Regions from separate parts of the Homo sapiens genome. Here region 2 is linked to region 1. Evidence: read pairs that join two places in POLR2A ChIA-PET (ENCODE). Cell type or tissue: Caco-2. All regions are shown on one strand.

Region 1 (2,500 bases):
CTACACCCAGGCAGCTTTATTTTATTTATTTTTTTGTCTGTAGCATGGAAACAATGAGCATGGTCTGCCCCAGAGAAAGTGATTAAAGGCCTAGCACATAGTATGAATTTAAAGAATGTTTTATAACATATATATTAAACATTCAAGCATGTTGGAGGTATGTGTTAAAAAAATGTATTGATGGAAAGTGATCAAAATAATTTTTGAGTCACTGTGTGGGAGTTAAATTCACAAACTTTGGCACCAGAGAGAGAGAGAAACTTTCAAATTATAGCTTTTGCTGTGTGACCTTAGGTAAGTCACTTAACCTCTCTGAGCCTCAGTTTCTTAGTAAAATGGTGATGCTAGTGAAACCCATTTCACAGGGCTAGCATAAGAATAAAGTAAGATTATTTAAGTAAAGAGCCGAACACTGTTTCTGGCCTACAATAAGTGTTACCTATAATAATGCTATCATTGTCTCACTGTTCAATTTTCAGGGCTCTAGTATATGAGAGGGGTGCTTGGGAAATAGCTGTTGCTGCTGCTATCTGTCCATGATGGATCTTAACCTGATTAGAAAGGCCTCCATGTGGCTGGGCGTGGGGGCTCGTGCCTGTAATCCCAGCACTTTGGGAGGCCAAGGCAGATGGATCACTTGAGGTCAGGAATTCGAGACCAGCCTGGCCAACATGATGAAACCCTATCTCTACTAAAAATGCAAAAATTAGCCAGGCATGGTGGCACCTGCCTGTAATCCCAGCTACTTGGGAGGCTGAGGCAGGAGAATTGCTTGAATCCAGGAGGTGGAGGTTGCAGTGAGCAGAGATCATACCATTGCACTCCAGTCTGGGCAACAGAGCGAGACTCCATCTCAAAAAAAAAAAAAAAAAAAGAAAGAAAGAAAAGGAAAGAAAGCCCTTGATGTAATGAGCTCTGTGTAAGATAATGTGGATGAAAGTGGACCCAGACCCTACCCGCTTAGATGGAAGGCTCACAGCATTCAATTCCAAATTGGTTCAATCGTACACTCTTTTGCCCTCTCTTATCCATCCCAAAGTACCCTTCAAGCCTTCAAGGGAGAAAAAAGGCAAAGCAAAAATATGCACAACCTCACTAAGAACCAGAAAAATGCAAACTAAAACCAAAGAGAAATGCCATTTTACACCCAACCATCTGATAATGCCAAGGGCTGGCAAGGATGTGAAGCGAGGGAATTCTCATACACTGCTGGGAACGTAAATTGGCACAACCTTTCTGTAAAACAGTTTGGCAATATCTAGTAAAACTGAAGATGCATATACTTTATTACTCAGAAATTCCACTGTCAAGTTTGCACCTACAAAAACTCCCACATATGCACAAGGACTCGAGTATGAGAATGTTCATACCAGCACTGTTTGTAATAGCAAAAAACTGGAAAAAACTTAAGTGTTCAGCAACAAGAGAATGGATACATAAATAATGATCTATTCCCAAAATTGATTTTTTTTTTTGAGACAGGGTCTTGCTCTGTTGCCCAGGCTAGAGTGCAGTGGCATGATCATGGCTCACTGCAGTCTCAACCTCCTGGGCTCAAGCAATCCTCCTACCTCAGCCTCCTGAGTAGCTGAGACCACAGGCACAACCCATCACACCCAGCTAATTTTATTTTTTTTGTAGAGATGGGGGTCTCACTATGTTGCCCAGGCTGGTCTTGAACTCCTGGGCTCAAATGATCCACCCACCTCGGCCTCCCAAAGTGCTGGGATAATACCTCCCCAGCCGGAATATTTTAAAGCAGTGAAAATGAATGGTCTACACATAGCCACATGAATGAATCTTATTAATACATTAAGTGAAAAAAGCAAAAGGTACAGAGGAATACATACATTTTAATACCATTTATATAAAGCTCAAAATATGTGAAATACCACTATCTATTGTTTAGGGATATATACATAAGTAGTGTAAGTATACAGAAATATAAGGAAATGAAAAATATCAAATCTTCATTTTCATCTGAAGTGGTTACTTCAGGGGCTGTGGCAGGGAGAGAGAGATGCAGCTGAGGAAGAGTCCATAGGGGGCTTCAACTATATTAGCAATATTGTATTTCTTATGCTTGGTGGTGGGGATAGGTATGTTTGAAATGTAATCCTTTAAGCATGAAATAACTCTTCAAAAATGAAATATTTCAGGCTGTGCACAGTGGCTCAGGCTTGTAATCCCAGCATGTTGGGAGGCTGAAGTGGGCGGATCACCTGAGGTCAGGAGTTTGAGACCAACCTGGCCAACATGGTGAAATCCCATCTCTACTAAAAATACAAAAATTAGCCAGGTGTGGTGGCAGGTGACTGTAATCCCAGCTACTTGGGAGGCTGAGGCAGGAGAATCGCTTGAATCTGGGAGGTGGAGGTTGCAGTGAGCCGAGATCACGCCACTGCATTACAGCAAGACTCCATCTCAAAAAAAAGAAAAAAAAAAAGAAAAAAGAAATGTTTCATAATTTTTAATAAAAGGCAAGACAATATAAATTGGT
Region 2 (2,500 bases), 550 kb before region 1:
TGCCAGGCACTGTACTGTATCCTCTGCATCAAGAACAGTTCCTGACTTGGACAGGCGCGGTGGCTCATGCCTGTAATCCCAGCACTTTGGGAGGCTGAGGCGGGCGGATCACGAGGTCGGGAGATCGAGACCATCCTGACTAACACGGTGAAACCCTGTTTCTACTAAAAATACAAAAAATTAGCCGGGCATGGTGGTGGGAGCCTATAGTCCCAGCTACTCGGGAGGCTGAGGCAGGAGAATGGCGTGAACCCGGGAGGCAGAGCTTGCAGTGAGCCGAGATCGCGCCACTGCACGCGACACAGCAAGACTCCACCTAAAAAAAAACAAAAAAAAAACAAAAAAAAAAAAACAAAAAAAACAGTTCCTGACTCAAAAAGGTCCTCAGGAAACATCACAACAGCCCTGTGAAAGCTCTATTTCTGCTTCTTAGAACAGCTTTACTGAGATAAAAACCACACATTCTACCCATTTTACAGGTCAAGAAATCAAGACAGAAACAGAAAGCTTCAGTAATGTGACCAAAACCACATAGCTGACTCCGGTACCCACTCTTAATCCCTGTGTTAATAAGCCTAATACTGATGCTATCTTATAATAATCTGCATATGTTTCTCTCTCTCCCCATTTCTCTGTGAGTTTCTCAAGGGCAACACATTTATCTTAACTTTGGCTCTCCAGCACCTAGTACAGTTCCTGGCACATGTGATAAATGAACAAATGAAGAAATGAATGAATGAATATCATTCAGCAATACATATGAAATCCTTTTTAAAAATATGAGAATATTAAAGGAAACCAATGTTCTTGAGGAAGAAAAACTTATGAAGTGTAATACACAGAGTCATGAACACAGGCAAAGCACAAAATAAATCTAACTCAAATAAAGCAGAGCCTGAAGAATAGTGGTTGAGGGTTTGTTGTGGCAGAGGGCTGGCACAGAGAATGCTCTCTGTGGAGTAAACTATTGCATGGCTGAGGCCTGCAGTCTGGGGGCAGAAACACAGTGCTGCAACAGTCAGTAGGTTGGTGTGTGGGAAGTCTGAGTGTGGGATGCTGGGACAGGTGTGGACAGGGCGGACGCACAGCCGGAGCAAAAGTGAGGGTGAGTATGGAGGCAGGCAGGAGACTCAGAAAGGGCTATGTGTTTTGAAAAAAGCTTGAAGGGGTAAAAAGGAGTTAGGAAGGCAGAGGAGGAATGATATGTGCTTGGGGCAGAGTCAGAGAAGATCAAGGAAAGTGAGAAGTGACTTCAAATATTTTAAACAAACTGTGCAATAAGCAAACATTTCTGGAGTTTGCTCTATACGAAGAGTGTGATGGGTGCCAGGAAACCTGGTGACTCAGATAGTCTCTGTCCTCAGGGAGCTCCCAGTAAACAATTACAAAATACAGGAGGAAAGTACAAAGGAAGCAGACCTAGCCCATCAGGGGAAGCTGACACCTGAGTTTTGAACAATGAGTAGGTGAGGCTGGGCAGTCCAAGGCTGTGCACAGGTTGGAGGGCAAGAGAGAATGGTGTGCTGGGGTGGGGCTGTGTGTACTGTAATTAGCTCAATATAGCCAAAACAGGGCAAGAGCTGGGAGGAGTGACAGGAAAGAGAACACAAAAGGGGCTCCCGTGGATGCTGGTACCACTCTTCCTTAATCTGGGTGCTGGTTACTCAACGTTTCGTGAAAATTCACGTATCTGTACACTAATGAGTTATACATTTTTCCGTATATATGTCATACTTCAATAAAAAGTTACAATCCGGCTGGGCGTGGTGGCTCACCCCTGTAATCTCAGCACTTTGGGAGGCCGAGGAGGGTGGATCACAAGGTCAGGAGTTCGAGACCAGCCTGGCCAATATGGTGAAGCCCCATCTCTACTAAAAATACAAAAATTAGCCGGATGTGGTGGCGGGCGCATGTAGTCCCAGCTATTCGGGAGGCTGAGGCAGGAGAATCTCTTGAACCTGAGAGGTGGAGGTTGCAGTGAGCCGAGATCACGCCACTGCACTCCAGCCTGGGAGACACAGCAAGAGTCCGTCTCAAAAAAAACAAAAACAAAAAAAAAGTTACAATCCAAAAAGTCTCAGCAAGCAGGTAGGAGTCAGATCACGGAGGGCTAAGCTTGCACAGTCATCCAAAAACATCTACCTACAGGCCCAGACAGGATACCTGAAATCATGTCTGAAATGGCAGCCTCATGTGGGCAAGAGCTAGGGCATCACGCTGGCCTAACCAGAAGGAACTGTGCCAAGAGGACTAAGAGTTTTACCCCAAAATGATATAACCTACCATTTGCTAGGGCAGCCCAGATGCACAGGCACTAGGCTTTCTATATAAGCCTTGATATTTAGCCTTATCCTAGGGATATTAGAGTAAATCAGTCAAATGTGTATGTACATTGGCTGTAGTATCAGGAAATTTCATTATCTACTCAATCTAGCTTTGAATATGTTATGTTTTCTAACTCTCTATTTGTGTCAGGGTGGGGGCCAAAAGCCTCAGCAAG

Evidence for each region. ChIA-PET counts read pairs that join two places held together with the same protein. Peaks named below come from ENCODE experiments on the same cell type or tissue, not always from the same donor. Only the 100,000 strongest peaks of a DNase experiment are listed, where the experiment ranks them.
Region 2: POLR2A ChIA-PET joins it to region 1 with 6 read pairs; 2 of 35 experiments call an interaction of 5 or more read pairs at or near these places.

What each region holds. Positions count from the first base shown.
Region 1 is chr20:35,167,676-35,170,175 of GRCh38, forward strand. The region is part of intron 4 of MMP24-AS1-EDEM2 (MMP24-AS1-EDEM2 readthrough); the gene reads right to left. Among named protein-coding and RNA genes, the nearest start is that of PROCR, 3.1 kb to the right of the region's middle. In Caco-2, no CTCF peak of the experiment used is centred here; no DNase peak of the experiment used is centred here.
Region 2 is chr20:34,620,482-34,622,981 of GRCh38, forward strand. All of the region lies in intron 6 of PIGU (phosphatidylinositol glycan anchor biosynthesis class U), which reads right to left. Among named protein-coding and RNA genes, the nearest start is that of PIGU, 55 kb to the right of the region's middle. In Caco-2, no CTCF peak of the experiment used is centred here; DNase peaks (open chromatin) are centred at 1,063 and 1,430.